2 separate regions of the Homo sapiens genome follow, and region 2 is linked to region 1. Evidence: chromatin contacts called from ENCODE Hi-C data. All regions are on one chromosome and are shown on one strand. Each heading gives the region's core, a stretch centred on a gene start or an enhancer-like site at or near the end of the contact. The rest is flanking DNA. Distances are from core to core; before and after follow the strand shown. Region 1 holds the start of DUSP5 (dual specificity phosphatase 5). Region 2 holds the start of DCLRE1A (DNA cross-link repair 1A).

Region 1 (4,794 bases), core at 1,762-4,261:
GGATCCTGCATGCTGTTGACAAAATTTAGTTGAGGGACAGATAAACAGGGTCCTGCCTCTTCAAGCTGGGATTCAGAGGAATCCTCCAGATTAAATGGTCTCAGTCTTTCACCCACTCCCATCAGAGGTGTGGAGAGACAGAACATTCCTCGCTGGTGCCTCACTCGAGTGGCAAAAGCCATGGCAATTCTTAGAGCTACTTCTTTTGGAGTGAGTCTGCTTTCAATCACCACCACATCACCAGGGAACAGAGAGAGCACAGATACTATATATAAATAAGCACTGACCACGCAATTCAGTCATCACCATTTCATTTTAGTGGTTGTTTGGGAGACAGGGGATTATGGAAAGTGTCAAAAGGCATTGCCCCCACCAAGATCTGAGATGCCACCAGATTAAAACCTGAACTCCTATCTGCACATGAATTACGTAAAGAAATAAAAATTTTCTCTGGCAACAATTTAAAGTTTAGTAGTGTTATAAGGGTAGGCATGAAGCAATTTCTACTGAAACTTAAAATGCATGTAATTCTTGACCTGGCAATTCTCATGATTTACTGAAAGGCACTGCACACGCAAGAGCACATGGAGAAGGACATCTACCGCATTGCTTGGAGCAGTGAGGCGGGACGCAACCTAATGGTCATTACAGGAGACCGGTTCAATGTGAAACAGACATGTATGATCAGATATGGACAAGTCTCCAAGATCTAGATAGATACAAGAGGCAGGACAGGGACTATACAAAATCAATCTATTTCTAAGATACTTATGAAAAACTATCTAAAGGTAAACAAAAAATAGTTGACGACTGTCTCTGGGGAGTGGAACTGGGTTCTAAGATATGCAGAAGACCCGCTTCTCATCACAGGGCCTTCATGCTGTTCAAATTTTTACCTGTGTATATGTTACCTTCTTTTAAAAAACATTTTAACCCAGTTTTCCTGAGATGTGAGTCTATAGAGCTGCCTACTTTGTGGCGACAACTTCTAAACTGTCAGCAGGGCCAGCTTAGAGAAGCATGGGGAGGAGAGGTGGGACCAGGGAGGGTCTCCTGGAACCTCTTTCATACTACTGAGGCAGAAACTTCTCCAAACCACAGGAGATAAAAACCATATTAGGAAGAGAAAGAAATCAGGAGGCACGCTGAAACCTCTGCAGAGCCAGAGGGCCAACCCTCTATCCCCTGGGGGATAGGCTGTTAGAAGAAGGACGATTACCATCTACCTCTGTTAACTCTCCAACAGGAAATCAACAGGGGACCAGTCAGCAGGAGGTGCTAGCAGAGAGGGGAACTGTCTCCAGAATCTTCCTGGCCCGGACTGTGTGAAACTCAAGTTGCATGGCTTTAAAACAGGCTCCTAACTCGGCGCCGGCTCTCTGCACCGAGCTCTGATCCCCAACACTGTTACATCCCAAGGTGTCCGCGCCAGGGCTGGCACGGCCTTGGGGCCCTGCTGGGGCTAAACCCTCATCTCTACATGTGGGTCAGGTCTCCCCGGGTGTCATTTGAGGTTACAAAGGACTCAAACACAAAGCAGGAGCAGTCATAGGAAGTAACCCAGAAAAAACCAATGCTTTGGATTTTGAGAGTCAATCACCCACCCACCACCAGAAGCCAAAGTTATCTTCCCGGCAGGTGAAATGGGCAGGCCTGTGGCGGTAGCTCCGGGAGGTGTCAAATCAAAGGCCGCAGAATCTCCATACCACCCTGCCCCCGCGCACCTCTATTTCGTGGCTGGCTGGCTGTAGGCTCAGCTCAGGATGGGTCCCAGGGATAATCCTGGGGCGGAGGAAGGAGGAGGTGAAAAGGGTGGAAAGGATGTGAGCTCCAAACTGAGCTAGAGAAAAGACCTAGGAGGGGAGAAGAGGCCGGAGGGAAACAATAAAAAGCAATAAAATGAAATGGAAAGGGAAGGGACTCGCCAGGTCAAAAAGGCAAGGGGGTCGGTGAAGACCACAGCTGGCTAGGCGGGAGGAAGGGGGGCACCACGGCGCCACACCAAGGGAGAGTGGATCGCGACCTGCTGATCCCGCCAGATCAGTCTATCAGGAAGGCCCCGAGCCCTGACCCCAGCGACAGCGGCGAAGCTCGCGTCTGGAAAGGGGGCTCGTGCCCGGCACGAGCCGACGGCCCCCAAACTGCTAAACAGCAGCAGCCCCCGCAGCATAACCAACTCCACCCAGACCACCGGGCAGACCCGCTGCCGGGCGCTTTCGAGGAACGCGGGTGGGGAAGAGGGGGAGCTCTGAGTGCTGACATTTGCAGTGCCCTCCCAAGCGCACAACAAGCCACAGGGTGCAGACTCCTGCAGGTGGTGACTCTCCCGGTCCCAGGGTGTAGGAGGGCGCCCCGGCGCAGGGAGGGGACCCGGGGGCGCCGGAGGGGCGAGCGTGGCAGGGACCCCGAGCGCTCACCTTTGAGGAAGTAGACCCGCGGGCCGGCGGGTAGGCAAGCGAGTAGCGAGGTGAGGACGACACGCGCGGCGCTCTCCTCTCGCAGCTTCTGCCAGTGGCGGCTGCCCTGGTCCAGCACCACCACGGCCGCGACGCCGCCGCCGCCCTCCTGCAGGAGCCGCGCGCGCGCCGCCTCGTCGGGCAGCACGTAGCGCGCCGACACCGCGCCGCCCCGGGCCCGCCGCAGCACCACCGAGTTGAGGTTGACGTTGAGCGAGCCGCGCACGTTCGAGGCAGCGAAGGCCAGATAGGGCCGGCAGTCGAGCACCACGCAGCGCGCCGCCGCCTCCTTGCGGAGCATCTTGCGCAGCTGGCGCCCGTCGAGCGACGTGACCTTCATGCCGCCGCCGCCGCCGGCCAGCGGCCCCGCGCCGCGCGCCCCGCGGGTGCCCACGGCCAGGGTGTCCACGGCCAGGGTGTCCGCGGGCGAGGCACGGGAGGGCGACCCGCGGGGCTGCGGCCGCGACGGAGCCCGGCGCCCGAGCGGCGGCGCAACTCCGCGTTCCCGCCCCGCTCGCTCGATAGCCAGCCCGGCCGCTCGCCGCCCTAGAAGCCGGGGATTCCGCCGGCCGCGCAGCGTTTTATGTGAATGAGTGCCGTCCGTGACGCGGCTGCCCATATAAGGCCAAATATGGGTGTTTCCCCGCCCCTCGGGCCGTGGCCACGCCCTGCAGGGGGCGGGGCAGCGGGGGCGAGGGACGCGCGGGGCGGGTGCCGGCGTTAGAGCGAGAGGAAGTGGAAGGCGCCTCTTCGTTCTCTCTTCCGCGCTTCGCTGAGGGACTCACTCGCGCATCACCCGCGGCTGCCGGTCGAGTGTCCCAGGCGCTCCGGGGCCGCGGTGACCCTCGCGGTGCGGACCGAGGAGGAAGCGCCGTGGGGGGCGGGGCGGCGCCGCACGATCCGGCCTTCAGCTTCACGGACGTGGGCTGAGAACCCGCCCGCGCCGCGCTGAGCAGGGCCGAGGGAGCCGGCCAGGGCCCCAGAGGAGTCCGGAACGGATTCCCGTCGCTACCGAGGTCTGCGCGTGTAAGGAGAGGACGTCGGAGATTTGCCTCGAGGGGTGGGGTATAGATGACTGGAGAGGTCAGGCGCGGGTTGGTCATCGCTGAGGCTGGGTGATGGGTGGCCGGATTCGTTATACTGTTTTCTCCACTTTTCTGTATGTTTGATATTTTTCATAATAAAGTTTGTAAAAGTAAAAACGGGGGTTGGGGGTCGGCGGTGAGAATAGCCATTTAATCTTCCTAAATGGATTCTGCCCTCAAAGGATTGACGCTCTTTTCTCTGTCACTCTCCAATAATGATTAGAATAATAAGTTGTATTTTGAGGAGCTGTTTTCTGGTCCCGGGGAGACCCTTGGTGAACTCAGCAGTACCATCAGCATGTATCCCACGATGGAGCTCAGTTCAGCCAACTGTTGTCCAGGTGGCTTCTGGATTTGGGGGATTATCTATGGATCAAGTTTAATCTCAGGCTGTCTGCCCCCACCGGTCCCCAGGGGCTTCAGGCCTCCCACCCCTATTCCTGGGGAAGCAGACACAATTCACCCATTCAGCAAGCATTTATTGAGGGTCAGCCGTGTGCCAGGGCTTTGCTAGCTGCGGGGACACATGGATGGAAACAGGTTTCTGCCCCCAAGCTCACTGCCAACCATTTTATTGTTAGCCTGGCTGGGACTGCTTGATGGAAAACAGTCTGCCCGCACTAGACAAGGGCTTGTTGACAACTGACATAAGGGAATGAGGTTTTCAGAAGGAAGCAGAGATCAAATTTTGAAATCAGATGCAATCAAATCAGACACCAGGACAGCCAGCATTGCCTCTGGGTCACAGATGCATCCACCCAAAGGCGCTGTCCTCGCCTTGCCAGTGGGGTCTTGGTGAAGACGTGATGCGGGGGCCTTCTTTCTTTTTGTGGTTATCTGTGCCAGCCTTCCCTGCAGGCTGCTCTTCCTCTAGCACGTTCTGTTTCTGTTACCGGCTCTTTCCACCCCCGGCATCTCCGCCTAGAGCCACACACATACGCGGAGCACCCACGTGGGCCAGGCTTTGTTTTGGGGCTGGCGGCACCAACGTGAGTAAGACTTATACTCAGCCCCAGCTGCCCCCAGCCCAGAGGGAAGGGGAAGGCCTGTAGTCCGTGGGGAAGAGCGCCCAGTAGGGGTGTGGCAGGGTGGGGCGTGGGCTGGAGAAGGCCTCCCGAGGAGAGGAGAGCTGAGGCCAACTCCGAGGAATGAATTGTAAGCCAGGCTGCGAAGCAGGAGGGGAGATTCCAGGCAGAGGAAACTGCTTGGGGTAAAGAAAACAAAAAACGCAACCCCCCCAGCATGGTGCGTAC
Region 2 (4,934 bases), core at 412-2,911, 3.4 Mb before region 1:
AGGATCACTTGAAATCAGGAGGTCGAGACCAGCCTGGCCAACATAGTGAAACGCCGTCTCTACTAAAAATACAAACAAAACAAAACAAAACAAAACAAAACAAAACAACTAGCCAGGCGTGGTGGCGCGGGCCTGTAGTCCCAGCTACTCCGGAGGCTGAGGCAGGTGAATCGCCTGAACCTGGGAGGCGGAGGTTGCAGTGAGCCAAGATCACGCCACTGTACTCCAGCCTGGGAGACAGAGCGAGACTCCGTATCAAAAAAAAACAAAAAAAAACCCTGTGTGTGATACATGAAAAAGTGATCAATAAATGTCAAGATGATGCAGAAAGATGACCAGAAGACACTGGGGAACCAGATTGAATGGACAGAATGGTGTGGACGTTGCAATCATTGCCACCGGGGACACTAAATATTCACGGAGTGTCCACTTGGCTAATATCAGGCGCGGGCGGAACTCAGGATACACAGACGAGTATGTGGATCCCCGTGCCAGGGAAACCCCCGTCGGTGGCCGCTTGGGGACCCCTGGGAATTGCAGAACACGCGAACAGCGGCCCAAGTTAGGCGAAGGGCCACTCCCCGGGGCGCCAGCGGCACAAACCCGCCTAGCCCACCGCTTCGCGGGAGGGCGCCGTCCCCGAGGAAGGGGAGGTGCCGGGAGGGGCCCCCACCCCGACGCCAGCCCCTCACCTTCCGGAAACTCGGGTACTGACAAGTCCTGCTCCCAGCCGTCCACCTTCTGCAGATACTGGTAGACCAGGCTGTCCTTCTCCTGCTGGGTAACGGCGTCGAGCAGGGCGTACTCTAGCGAGGTCTGCGCGGGGAGCAGGCCGGAGAGGCTGCGGCCCCGGCCTCCGGGCGCCGCCATGTTTCCGCCGGGCTCCCGATGCGGCCGCCGGGCCCGCGGGAGAGTCTCGCTGGGAGAGACGAAACGTTCACTGTCCTGTGGTTTCCAAACGGCGCATTCACCTCACCCTCCACTAGCCCCACTCCACGCCAATGACACTTTTTTCTTTTTAAAGCATAGGTCCAAGTGCCAAAAGTCCAAATCGGCGCAGTTCCCGGGGACGTAATTAAACTGCCGTCCGACCCACCCCGCCCCTTTTCGGTCCCCACGCCGCAGCCGAGCCTGGACATTGAGAGCGTCAGATTCAACATGGAATAAGGCCTTAGGGACAGCGTCCCAGAGGCGCTAAGGGAAACATCCCCAACCCTCCACATTGGGAATTAGCGGACTTTCGAACACAAATAAAATACAATAAATCCGTAGGACTTAAAAGGGCAATGTATTTTTAAAAATTATTTTTAAAGTCTCTCTCTTTGAACAGCATCCGCCGATTCGACACGGCACTGGCAGCGGGAACTTGTTCCCGCCAAGACCCTAAAGGTAAAGCGGGTAGGGATAACCTCCAGAGAGAAGGCTTTGTAAACTGGAAGTGACTGGCGCGAGTGGCTTTCACTTATACACAAACACAGCGTTTTGTCATCTGGGAGTGCTGAAAGTGCGGGCGCGAACACATTTTTAGATGGGGGTGCCGGGAGGAGCGGATGCAGCTGGAGCGGCTCCCTTGGGGTGCCGAGTGGCAGGTGGGGGGCGGTGAGGGTCCTTGAGGGCGGGCCTTAGAGTCTTCAGAAGGGCAGGACTCTGAGGGCTTTTTGGAGCTCGCTATGCTTAACCTGGAGATGATTAAGGCCCCGCTTCCTGGCCTCCCAGCCTCTAATGCCAAAAGATAAGGGAGAGGCTGGCGTGTGACCCCGTTTTGAGTCAGGTGGACAGAGGGCTGGCCACCTTCGGAACCATGGGTGCAATACGGAGTCAGACCTCAATACAAGCCCACTCTTTCACATATTTGAACTTTTTTCACATATCAACTTTTTTTGTTCACTGTGCAGGGATTGTTCATTGCTGCTGGAGGAAGATCATGGACTGTCGCGGGAAACTGAAGTGGTTGAGTATCCACTAGTCGTGGATGAGGGCAGTGACTTCGCAGTTTTTTGCGAATTACACATCTCTTTGATTATGTTGTGACTAGTTTTGTTAGATAGTCATTTAGTGTTTGGGATACCTGTTAAGCCCTTTGTCCAGGGACTGTGGTTGGATTTATGAATTATTTGGACGGTTGTCCACTTGAAAGAACTGACAGTAGCTTCATAACAATGTTACAAATCTCGTTCTAAGATTAAGCTGTTGAACCTATATTTGCCATTAGCGCTTAATTTTTGAAGTATTATTTTTATGAATCAAGCCCTGGAAAAGGACAAGATATTTGAATGAAATAGCACCCATAATGGAGAACTTCACAGTTGCTACTCCTGTGATAGGTTTATCTTAGTTTCATTGTGGTATAAATGGAATAGCAGGTGTTGTCAGGTACAAGGTTTGTAGCTTGCCAATATGTTCATTACCAACACTGCAGATTCCCATTGAGTTGGTGGGGGTTTTGTTACCTTTGTTTTTTTTCTCAGCAAAATAATTCTATAACTTTTTGTTTGTGACAAGAAATGGACTTTCAGTTTACTTAAGATTAATACTTCTTGAATGATAAAATCATTTTGCCATGTTAGAAGACATTTCCGAAGAAGACATTTGGGAATACAAATCTAAAAGAAAACCAAAACGAGTTGATCCAAATAATGGCTCTAAAAATATTCTAAAATCTGTTGAAAAAGCAACAGATGGAAAATACCAGTCAAAACGGAGTAGAAACAGAAAAAGAGCCGCAGAAGCTAAAGAGGTGAAGGACCATGAAGTGCCCCTTGGAAATGCAGGTTGTCAGACTTCTGTTGCTTCTAGTCAGAATTCAAGTTGTGGAGATGGTATTCAGCAGACCCAAGACAAGGAAACTACTCCAGGAAAACTCTGTAGAACTCAAAAAAGCCAACACGTGTCCCCAAAGATACGTCCAGTTTATGATGGATACTGTCCAAATTGCCAGATGCCTTTTTCCTCATTGATAGGGCAGACACCTCGATGGCATGTTTTTGAATGTTTGGATTCTCCACCACGCTCTGAAACAGGTAAGACTGCAGAAAACGTAGTAGTTTCTAAATAATCTAAAAAGTCTTCATTAGGTCAGACATACCAATTCAGTGAAACAAGGAAGGCAAGCAGTAACCTAAAAGAGAGATGAGACACTGGGAAACACCATACCAGTCAACGGTATAATTGTAAAGCAAATGGCAGACTAGAAAACAGTTTAAATACATTGTGTTATTTCATAAAAGTTCCTAAGTATCTGGATTATTTTCCATAAATGTTAACTGAATCCTTACTATGCTGGGTACTTTCACACTGTCTACTTACCCAACTTTCACAATCACCATATAAGGTAGCTAGTATTGACATTTTATAGATGAAAGTTCTTAAAAGTCAGATAACTTGTCCAATTGGTTATTTATTTTTTTGAGACGGAGTCTCTCTCTGTTGCCCAGATTGGAGTGCAGTGGCGCTATCTTGGCTCACTGCAAGCTCCGCTTCCTAGGTTCATGCCATTCTCCTGCCTCAGCTTCCCGAGTAGCCGGGACTACAGGCGCCCGCCACCGCACCCGGCTAATTTTTTGTATTTTTAGTAGAGACGGGGTTTCGCCGTGTTAGCCAGGATGGTCTCGATCTCCTGACCTCGTGATCTGCCCGCCTCGGCCTCCCAAAGTGCTGGTATTACAGGCATGAACCACCGCGCCCGGCCCCAGTTGGTGGTTATTATGGAACTCCATAGAAAATTATAAATAGGCTGGGCACAGTGGCTCATGCCAGTAATCCCAGTACTTTGGGAGGTGGAGGCAGGCGGATCACTTGAGCCTAGGAATTCAAGACCAGCCTGTGCAACATGGTGAAACCCCATCTTTACAAAAAAAATTACCAAAAATTAGCCAGGTGTGGTGGGCTACTTGGAAGGCTGAGGTGGGAGGATCACCTGAGCCCAAGAGGTCGAGGCTGTAGGGCCCTGTGATCATGCCAGGGCACTCCAGCCTGGGTGGGGCGACAGAGGGAGACCTTGTCTGAAAAAAAAAAAAAAAAGTATAGATATAATGTGGTTTCTAAATATGGTTATGTTTTAGTCATCGTGCTATGTATACAGGAAGAGGAACTGTGAAGGAGTCCTAGGTGATTAAGATTCTAACAAAAAACGTGTCAAATGATAATAAAAGTATGCTATGTTTTTTATCTTTTAAAATATGTAATAAGTATTTAATGTAGAAAATCCTACTTGGAATACATATGGAGAACAGGTTGTTGTGATGATTTATATATTTTGAAATCATTTATATTCCATATATGGATTTTTTTAATCTGAAAAAGTTAAAATTCAGTAAAATAAAAAAATACTCAATATGGCTTTCATGTTAGCTATGATTCAGAATACATTTTATTATTAACCTGTAGTTATTTTAAAGTACTGCATGAAGATACAGAAAAAAAACAACTCTTCTTTAAATTTGGCATTAGCCTTTCCCAGAAAAGGATAGCAAGTGAAAACCTCACAAATTTGCTAGTAATTTTCTTTCATGTAACTTGAAAATCAAGAATGGAAATTGGAGTCCATGGTTGAAGACCTTAGGGTAAAATGTCATATAGATGAAGCCACCTCAAAAAATTTTTCTTTTGGTTTTTCACTAAACTCCTTTGAGTAGACTCTCAGATGGCTCTTGAATTAAATTCCATTCTATAACAAATGCTTTTAAGAGGCATTTTTAAGTTAGGTTGTAAGCCATGAAGTTTTCTAATTTAATATAACAAATATAACATCTTTTTTGAGGGGAGGGAGGTGTCATTTTTTGATAAATCTGGAAATTAACATACACAGGGATATACCAAGATGGCTTATAGAAAGTTTCTCAATCATGGTAGTATGATAGGGAATAGTTTCCAAATTAGTAAAGCCTTATAATTAACCAATTTCTCAAATTCTATTCTTAGAATAGAATCTAAAA

Evidence for each region. A loop is a pair of places that touch in the nucleus more often than their neighbours do. Pooled maps may share reads with other maps.
Region 2: a pooled map shows a loop between it and region 1 (10-fold over the local background). The contact joins the promoter of DCLRE1A here to the promoter of DUSP5 in region 1. A Hi-C loop is called at or near these places in 2 of 37 single-sample maps with no recorded cell type and 9 of 50 pooled maps.

The regions. Positions count from the first base shown.
Region 1 is chr10:110,496,124-110,500,917 of GRCh38, reverse strand. DUSP5 (dual specificity phosphatase 5) reads right to left here and starts at 3,011. Exons shown (of 4, transcript NM_004419.4): 1 at 2,418-3,011. The coding sequence starts at 2,796. DUSP5-DT (DUSP5 divergent transcript) reads left to right here and starts at 4,436. Exons shown (of 2, transcript NR_187547.1): 1 at 4,436-4,530. RefSeq lists silencers at 2,285-2,554, 2,675-2,734, 2,805-2,944, 2,955-3,484 and an enhancer at 3,966-4,489.
Region 2 is chr10:113,850,809-113,855,742 of GRCh38, reverse strand. DCLRE1A (DNA cross-link repair 1A) reads left to right here and starts at 1,661. Exons shown (of 9, transcript NM_014881.5): 1 at 1,661-3,020. The coding sequence starts at 2,561. It overlaps NHLRC2 (NHL repeat containing 2), which reads right to left and starts at 1,082. Exons shown (of 11, transcript NM_198514.4): 1 at 693-1,082. The coding sequence starts at 870. RefSeq lists enhancers at 1-602, 3,889-4,108 and a silencer at 613-972.